Linked DNA regions of Homo sapiens: all the other regions are linked to region 1. The links are chromatin contacts, found by Hi-C or POLR2A ChIA-PET in ENCODE. All regions are on one chromosome and are shown on one strand. Each heading gives the region's core, a stretch centred on a gene start or an enhancer-like site at or near the end of the contact. The rest is flanking DNA. Distances are from core to core; before and after follow the strand shown.

Evidence for each region. A loop is a pair of places that touch in the nucleus more often than their neighbours do. ChIA-PET counts read pairs that join two places held with the same protein, here RNA polymerase II (POLR2A). Pooled maps may share reads with other maps.
Region 2: a map of PC-9 shows a loop between it and region 1 (19-fold over the local background). The contact joins the promoter of GLOD5 here to the promoter of USP27X-DT in region 1. A Hi-C loop is called at or near these places in 1 of 168 maps with a recorded cell type or tissue (PC-9). POLR2A ChIA-PET finds 5 or more read pairs at or near these places in 2 of 52 experiments (PC-3 and activated T-cell).
Region 3: a loop to region 1 is called in a pooled map, with 22 times the contacts of the local background. The contact joins the promoter of TBC1D25 here to the promoter of USP27X-DT in region 1. A Hi-C loop is called at or near these places in 1 of 37 single-sample maps with no recorded cell type and 6 of 50 pooled maps. POLR2A ChIA-PET finds 5 or more read pairs at or near these places in 1 of 52 experiments (PC-9).

The regions. Positions count from the first base shown.
Region 1 is chrX:49,878,069-49,880,917 of GRCh38, forward strand. It overlaps USP27X-DT (USP27X divergent transcript), which reads right to left and starts at 1,288. Exons shown (of 2, transcript NR_026742.1): 1 at 1,023-1,288; 2 at 1-679. USP27X (ubiquitin specific peptidase 27 X-linked) reads left to right here and starts at 1,416. Exons shown (of 1, transcript NM_001145073.3): 1 at 1,416-2,849. The coding sequence starts at 2,240. RefSeq lists silencers at 1,238-1,647, 1,688-1,767.
Region 2 is chrX:48,760,241-48,763,083 of GRCh38, forward strand. GLOD5 (glyoxalase domain containing 5) reads left to right here and starts at 1,507. Exons shown (of 4, transcript NM_001080489.3): 1 at 1,507-1,613. The coding sequence starts at 1,551. RefSeq lists a cis regulatory region at 1,259-2,001.
Region 3 is chrX:48,537,824-48,541,102 of GRCh38, forward strand. It overlaps TBC1D25 (TBC1 domain family member 25), which reads left to right and starts at 1,891. Exons shown (of 6, transcript NM_002536.4): 1 at 1,891-2,097. The coding sequence starts at 1,975. RefSeq lists enhancers at 1,545-2,045, 2,046-2,546 and a silencer at 1,832-2,051.

The sequences.
Region 1 (2,849 bases), core at 38-2,537:
GACTAGACTCTTCCTAGAACACTCTTTCTCCTCCTACTCCTGTCCTGATGCCTGCCCTGGGCTGCACTCTCTGGGACCAGCAGCTACAGCCCGACACCCTCGAGCCATGACCCAGGTCTGAGCCACTTGCTCTGGGCACACTCCTCGTGGGCTCTGGGGTGCTGCTGCCCAGTGCCAGCAGCCCCTTGGCACAGGGGTTCCCAGAGGCCTCTCAGCCTCATGTCCGACTCCCTCTCCCTGCTGGCAGCTCCACAGGCTTCTTTCCACTTCCACCTGCTGCCCCCCTCCCCCGGGATGCTGCCAGGGCTTAAGGGTCTTGGGAGTGTGTCCTGTAGTTTAGGCCCCCTCTCAGCTGTAGGGGAAGTGCCAGCTGTAGGGATGGCCTTGTCGTGCCTCGTCCCTCCAGCTGGCCTTGGAGAGAAGAGGTGGATTGTGCCATCGGGCTGCTCAGCGTCTGCTGGGCCAGGAGGCCGGCTGTCAAGCCATTAACCCACCCGTGGCCTTGGGAGCCCAGGAGGACGCGAGCAGCAGGCCCAGACCCTGCAGAGCGCTGATAAGATGGGCCAGGGACGCGCCTCTCCAGGCCCAGCGGCCTTGGTAGCCCGGCCCCCCCGGAGCTGGGGTCCAGGCCTCCCCAGAACTGCAGCTGGAGCTTCATCCTTTTCGGGAAGCGCAGGACCTGGCGTGGGAAGGGAGACAGGGACGAGGCTAGAGGCAGGCTCGGCCGCCGAAATGATGGCCTGTCACGGCTTCTGCCTGCGCTCCCTAGGACCCCCCTCAGAGGGGACATTTCACAGCCTCAGAAACATTTCTGGACTTGGCACCCGCTCGGCCCCCAGCCCCGCAGTGGCCGAGGGAAGCCTGCATAGACGAGGGGAAGGACGAGGAGAGGGGAGGAGACGATGAAGGGGGTCAGAGCAGCGATTGGAGCCGAGAGCTGGAAGCGCCTTAAAGAGACTGCGCGGTCCCCGCCCCCCTTCCCGCCAGCCTCAATGAATTAGAGCTGTGTTTCCCAAACTTGCCTGATCATAAGCAGCCTCTGGGGCCCTAGTTAGAGATACAGGTTCCGGAGTACCTCCCTTCGAGATTCTGATTCAGTAGGCCTGCGGGTGGAGCCAAGGAATCTGTAATTTTAACACGCTCCCCACGTGATTCTCGTGAACAAGCAAGTTTGGAAAATACTGAATTAAAGGAAACGGGGCCTGGCTGCAGAAGCAGCCTCCACTAGGGGGCTTCGGCGGGAGGATTCCCGGGGGCGTCGCCTGCTTCCGCCGCCGCCTCCTTCAGTGAAAGTCCCTTTTGGGTCCAGCTGCCACAGCCACCGCGCTCCCTCAGGCCGGGCGGGGGACACCCCAGGTCTGCGTGGCCCCCGCGCCGCCACGCCCAGTGGCCGCCCGAGCCCTGCGAGCAGGGGGAGGAGCCGCCGCCAGTGGAGGCGGAGGAGGTAGAGGAGGCGGAGACGGCGGAGAAGGCGGAGAGGAAGGTGGAGGCGGAGGCGAAGGTGGAGGGGAAGGCGGAGGCGGCGGGGAAGGCGGAGGCGGCGGGGAAGGTGGACGCCACCGAGAAGGTGGAGACGGCGGGGAAGGTGGACGCCGCTGGGAAGGTGGAGACGGCGGAGGGTCCGGGCCGCCGGGCTGAGCTCAAGCTGGAGCCCGAACCCGAGCCGGTCCGGGAGGCGGAGCAGGAGCCGAAGCAGGAGCTGGAGGATGAGAACCCAGCGCGGAGCGGCGGTGGCGGCAACAGCGACGAGGTTCCTCCCCCCACCCTTCCCTCCGATCCACCGCGGCCCCCCGATCCCTCTCCGCGTCGCAGTCGTGCGCCGCGCCGCCGACCCCGGCCCCGGCCCCAGACCCGGCTCCGTACCCCGCCGCAGCCTAGGCCCCGGCCCCCGCCCCGGCCCCGGCCCCGGCGCGGCCCTGGGGGCGGATGCCTGGATGTGGATTTTGCCGTGGGGCCACCAGGCTGTTCTCACGTGAACAGCTTTAAGGTGGGAGAGAACTGGAGGCAGGAACTGCGGGTTATCTACCAGTGCTTCGTGTGGTGTGGAACCCCAGAGACCAGGAAAAGCAAGGCAAAGTCCTGCATCTGCCATGTGTGTGGCACCCATCTGAACAGACTCCACTCTTGCCTTTCCTGTGTCTTCTTTGGCTGCTTCACGGAGAAACACATTCACGAGCACGCAGAGACGAAACAACACAACTTAGCAGTAGACCTGTATTACGGAGGTATATACTGCTTTATGTGTAAGGACTATGTATATGACAAAGACATTGAGCAAATTGCCAAAGAAGAGCAAGGAGAAGCTTTGAAATTACAAGCCTCCACCTCAACAGAGGTTTCTCACCAGCAGTGTTCAGTGCCAGGCCTTGGTGAGAAATTCCCAACCTGGGAAACAACCAAACCAGAATTAGAACTGCTGGGGCACAACCCGAGGAGAAGAAGAATCACCTCCAGCTTTACGATCGGTTTAAGAGGACTCATCAATCTTGGCAACACGTGCTTTATGAACTGCATTGTCCAGGCCCTCACCCACACGCCGATACTGAGAGATTTCTTTCTCTCTGACAGGCACCGATGTGAGATGCCGAGTCCCGAGTTGTGTCTGGTCTGTGAGATGTCGTCGCTGTTTCGGGAGTTGTATTCTGGAAACCCGTCTCCTCATGTGCCCTATAAGTTACTGCACCTGGTGTGGATACATGCCCGCCATTTAGCAGGGTACAGGCAACAGGATGCCCACGAGTTCCTCATTGCAGCGTTAGATGTCCTGCACAGGCACTGCAAAGGTGATGATGTCGGGAAGGCGGCCAACAATCCCAACCACTGTAACTGCATCATAGACCAAATCTTCA
Region 2 (2,843 bases), core at 257-2,756, 1.1 Mb before region 1:
ACTTCAGGAGGCCAAAGCAGGCCAATTGTAGGCAACATAGCAAGACCTCATCCCTACTAAAAATACAAAAATTAGCCAGGCGTGGTGACACACACCTGTAGTCCCAGCTACCCAGGAGGCTGAGGCAGGAGGATCCCTTGAGCCCAGGAGTTTGAGGCTGCACTGAGCCATCATGGCGCCAGTGGGCTCCAGCATGGGTGACAAAGTGAGACACTGTCTCAAAAAAAAACAAAAACAAAACAATATCCACAACACAAAGTGTTTGTGTTGGGGGTAACTAGAAACAAAAATCTCAAACTCACATGCTCCAGGGGCCAGACAAGTAACCTGTAAGGGAGATGGGGGAGTTCTGCTCAGGGTAAAGTGAACAGCAACTGGGCTGATGAATGTTCTCTGACTCTCAGCAGCGGAAGGTGAGGGTGAGTGAAGGGTGAGTGGGGAGGAGGAGGAAGACTGCAAATCTCATCCCCCAAAACTCATCCCCCAAAATAATTCAGGAACATCACACCCTGGGGCTCAGAACTTTTTTTTTTTTAAACAGAGTCTCACTCTGTCACCCAGGCTGGAGTGCAATGGCGCGATCTCGGCTCACTGCAACCTCCGCCTCCCGGGTTCAAACTATTCTCCTGCCTCAGGCTCCTGAATAGCTGGGACTACAGGTGCACACCACCATGCCTGGGTAATTTTTGTATTTTTAGTAGAGATGGAGCTTTACCATGTTGGCCAGGCTGGTCTCGAACTCCCAGCCTCAAGTAATCCGTCCACCTTGGCCTCCCAAAGTGCTGGGATTACAGGCGTGAGCCACCGTGCTTGACCAAGGGGCTCAGAACTCTTAAGAGTTCAGGGATCTTGGCTTGGAAACAGACACCTAATGGGTCAGAGCAGTCATACTCTAACTCAGATAGCTCACAACTTCATACCCCTGACACACACTCTCAAACAGCTCACAGATCTCACACTTTGGAGACATACCCCTAAGTAGACCAGAGGCATCACACGCTAGAATAAAGATCCCCTTAATACTTGGTGGTTTTTCAGTATTATTATTATTGAGATGGAGTCTTGCTCTGTCACCCAGGCTGAAATGCAATGGCGCCATCTCGGCTCACTGCAACCTCCGCCTCCCGGATTCACGCGATTCTCCTGCCTCAGCCTCCCAAGTAGCTGGGATTACAGGCGCCCGCCACCATGCCTGGCTAATGTTTTGTATTTTTAGTAAAGATAGGGTTTTGCCATGTTGTCCAGGCTGGTCTCGAAATCCTGATCTCAGGTGATCCACGTGCCTTGTCCTCCCAAAGTGCTGGGATTACAGGCATGAACCACCGCACCCAGCCTTCAGTGTTAACAAGAAGTAATCCCTTACACACATCCACTTTAAGCTTTCAATTTTGAGGCCCTGAATTTAATGTTAAAGTCCTTCCATTTGCACTACCTACCTGTGTCACCTCCCACAGTCCTCAGCCTGTGCCCTCCCATTCCTGCCCCTTGATCTCCAGGCGCTGAGCCAGAGGATTGTCGGGAGGACCCTGGGCAAAGACGCCTACCCTGCCATGCTGCGCCATCTGCCCTCCAGGCTGCCAGTCAAGATGTGGGGCAGGACTTTGGAGAAACAGGTGAACAAGATGGCCCCTGGGGATCTGGGGCAAGGGTGTTGGCACTGAAACTGGTCTAGTAACCTGTTTCCCTTCTCTGCGGGCTCCCATTTCCTGTCCTCCTCTCTCCCTTTCTCTTTCAGAGACAAGCAGAGGGCAGCAGAGGCCCATGGAAAGGCCCGGCTCTAAGCCATGGAGGGCCCTGTGCTCAGGTGTGCAGGGCTGGGCCGGGGCTGAGGGCTGGCTCCTCCCCCAGTTTAGCCAGGGACAGGTGGAGAGATACAAAGGTGGCTCACGCAGGGTGCCCCCAAAGCTGTCATGATTAAGGCCATGTGGAGAGAGGCTAGGAAACACAGCGCTGACCTTGAGCTTTAGGAGAGGAATTCAGAGGCCCCTGGCAACCTGAAGGGGACCTTGAAGAGGACCCTGTAGGAAGACAGAACACTTCCCTGTAGAGGAGGCCAAAGGAGGAAGGACATGGTGTTCCGGGCACTCTGACTATAGGGATTTTATATGCTGTGGTGAGAAATAAAATGGATTATATTTTTGTAGAGTGTGTAAAACGGGGCTTGGCACACAGTAAGCCTTGTGTGATTACTATGTCTTTTTTTTTTTTTTTTTTTGAGACCGAGGTTTGCTCTTGTCGCCCAGGGTGGAGTGCAGTGGTGCAATCTCAGGTCACTGCAACCTCTGCCTCCCAGGTTCAAGCGATTCTCCTGCCTCAGCCTCCCGAGTAGGGGATTACAGGTGCACGTCACCATGCCCAGCTAATTTTTGTATTTTTAATAGAGACAGGATTTCACCATGTAGGCCAGGCTGGTCTCAAACTCCTGACCTCATGTAATCCACCCACCTTGGCCTCCCAAAGTGCTAGGATTACAGACGTGAGCCACTGCACCCAGTCCTTTGTGTGATGACTATGTCTTGATCATCATTTTATAAAGCAGGCTTTGTAACTTCACCTCCAAGAGTCTGCAGGATCCAGACCCTGCCTTGCCCTCCCACTTATCTCTCACTCACTCTTGGGTTCTGAGCTACGCTGGCCTTCCTGTTATTGAAGACAGCCATCCCTGCTCGTCCTTGAATTTGCAAGGATGGAGCTCCGAGTCTGCAAAGCAGGATCTGGGGAGTGAATCTAAGCTGGCAGGGAAGAATAGAATAATGGGAGGAATAGGTGGAGTTTATTTCTAACAGACTATCAAAATGATGCAGATGTGGCCAAAGCAGTGCTTAGAGGAAATCTATAGTTCT
Region 3 (3,279 bases), core at 641-3,140, 1.3 Mb before region 1:
TCTTCCCACTTCGGCCTCCCAAAGTGCTGGGATTACAAGTGTGAGCCACTGTGCCTGACTCAGTTTATTTTTTAAAATTTTTCTTCATTTATTCTTGGCTTCTTCCATTCATTGTTTTGATCACTAACTATGTGCTCAGCACATTGCTGAGCCTTTTGCATGCTCTGCTGGGCATTCCCCATTTGCTCTTCCGGATCCATTATCCACCCTGCTCTGGGACCCCAAAAAGCTGATCTTTTATAGATGGTATCATTTGGGCCCCATTGATTGGTTCGTAGTTGAGCCTGGCCACTTCTCTTTCAACTGGTCCCTGGCAGTCAGTACCAACATTTTAGTCAGGTTTCAAAGAAATCTCTAGACCAAGCTGGACAGAGGGCTTTTCCAGTGATTCAGTGATTCCCCAAGATCTGAGAATGTGAAACTTGGAAAAGGGACACAAAGACCGGGGATCCTTTGAGCTGGTTCAATAATGGCAGAGCTTTAGAGATATGCTGCTGAGCTCCCTGGGTCTGTCTCGCTTTCTGCCTTCTGAAGGCTTGATTGTTAACTTCTTCCTGGGTTTCAATTAGAAGCATTAGTGTCCTTCCTGGAGTTGAATTACCTGGAAATTTGCCTCCTAGATGTGTAAACTTGGGAAAGTATGATCTCGTCAAGTTTCAGACAAAGGCAAACTAAAAAGCTAGAACTCCAGAGAGCATAATAGTGTTTTTTGGGGGCAAATTATTTAATGAAGTATAACATTCATACAGGAAGTACAAAAATCATCAGTGTACAAAATCTCCATGAATTTTCACAATGTGTAAACCATTTTCCTGTTTTATCTGACCTTACTAAGTCAGGGTATAAATTATTAATTTTTTTTGAAACAGGGCCTTGCTCTGTGGTGCAGGTTAGGGCAGTGGTGTGATCACCGCTCACTGCAGCCTTGACTTCCTGGGCTCAGCCATCCTGCCGCTTCAGCCTCCCGAGTAGCTGGGACTGCAGGTGTGCGCCACCACGTCCAGCTAATTGTTTAATTTTTTGTTAGAGACGGGGTCTCGCTGTGTTGCCCAGGCTGGTCTAGAACTCCTGGGCTCAAGCGATCAGCCCGCCTCGGCCTCCCAAAGTGCTGAGATTATAAGGCGTGAGCCACTGCACCCTGCTGAGTATATTTTTAAAAACACTTTACCCGAGGGCTGTGGCTCACACCTGTAATCCCAACACTTTGAGAGGCCGAGACGGGTGGATCACTTGAGGTCAGGAGTTCGAGACTAGCCTGGGCAACACAGCTAAACCCTGTTTATACAAGATATACAAAAATTGGCTGGGCGTGGTAGCACGCGCCTGTAGTCCCAGCTCTTGGGAGGCTGAGGCAGGAGGATCGCTTGATCATAGCTCACTTTGAGGCTACAGTGAGCTGTGATCGCGCCATTGCACTCCAACCTGGATGACAGAGCGAGACCCTGCCTAAAAAAATAAAAAAAAAAAGGATTTTTTTCTGTTCAGTGGATTCATTTGAAGCGAGGGCCACTGGTATTTGAAATAGATGACATCATCTGCCAGCAGAGGCGTGAGGCAACTTGAGGCGGGGTGTGGGCCTGACGTCATCACGCAGCCTCTTCCTTTCCCCGCCCCCTTCTCTTGGCGAACGAGGCGTCAGTTTAACACCTCCGTGAATCCGGAAGTATGCTGTCAAAACAACCAAACCACGGGGCTGGGGGAGGCGGGGCCTCAGTAGGCGTCTGCACGCTAGCTGAAATAGAGCAAAATGCCCGACTTTTGGGGGCGGGGCTCCTGGCAACAGCACTCTAGGCGCAGGCGCAGAGGCGACCTCCAGGCAGGGCCAGGTGGGAGGGACGGTGGGGGGTAGGGTCGCGCGGCGCCCTCTGCGCCTGCGCCCCGGCACGAGGTGGGGCGGCGGGCGTCAGTACAGTAGAGTGTGCGCCGGGGTGGGGGGCAACGGTCAGCCGTCACCCTGAGACGGGCGGCGGCGGGATGGCAACAGCCTCCGGGGCCTCGGACTTGTCTGGCTCCGGAGCGCCCCCGCCCGGTGTGGGAGCTCAGGCGGCGGCGGCCGCTGAGGAGGAGGAGCGAGAGGTGGTGCGGGTCCGAGTCAAGGTGAGGCTGGCGGTGAGTCGGCCCAGCCGCCGAGGCATCCCAGGGGAGGGGGAGGCGGTGGCTGTCATAGGATGGAGGGCGGGACCTGAGATTTCGGACATAACCTGAGCGGCGAAGCTTGAGGGCCAAGTGATGATGGCGAGGGGTAGGGAGGGCCTGAGAGCCTGAGAGCGTTAGCGACGTACCTTGGGGCGTGGGACTGAAAATAGAGGGACGAGGCGGGGGTCTATGGGATGAATGGGTGGAGCTTATAGACAAAGGGGAGGGGCTATGGGGCTGGAGGAGGGGCCGCAGTAGTTGAGGGTGGGGCTCTGAGGAATGAGAAGGTGCTGGCTCTGGAGTCAGTCAACCCATGTGTTGAGAGTGCACTTATGTGCAAGTTCCCACTTTGATGAGCTGACAGGCTCGTGGGTGGAGACAACTAAAGAAATGAGATGCTTCGGACACTAAAATAATGAAAAAGGTTATGAAATAGGGAGTCACGTTAGCCAAGGTTGTACAGGGAAATCCCCAGAGGAGGTATTGAAGGAGCAGAGACCCGAATAAAAGGAGTCAGCCATGTGCATATTAGAAGGGAAGAGTATTCTAGGCAGAAGGAATAGCAAGGGCAAAGACTAGAGGATGGGAATGAGCCTGGCATGTTCCCGTAGGTTCCTGATTGCTGGAGTGGAGAGAATGAGGGGAAGAGTGGTAGGAGGTGAATCAGAGCGCTAAGACAGAGACAGATCGCCAAGGGCCTTTGGTGTGTATGCTGAGGAAGAACGCTGTTGCCATAGTTCCAGTAAACAATGATGGTGGCTCCGACCAACCAGTGGCACTGGCAGTGATAAGAGGGTCCACACATCACTTCAGTGTAATAGAGCTCTAAGGTAGAAGTTTGACATTCAGAAAAAAGATGATGCCTGAGCTGGGCGTGAACCACGTGAAGAAAGTGGGAGGGATGTTCCAGACAGGGGATCAGCACAATCAATGGCCTGGAGTCAGGATGGTTTCAAGGTAACTTCTAACAGTTTGGTACTACTAGAGTGTAAAGTTCAAAAAACCTGGTGAGAGGCTGGCTGGGGCCCCATAGGCCCGCTTGCTGGGACTCTAGGGTTGCCATTGAAGAGATTGAAGCAGGGGAGTGTTGTAGGTAGATGTGTTAGATTGGTTACAGCACCATAGAGGACTGATTTAACAGGA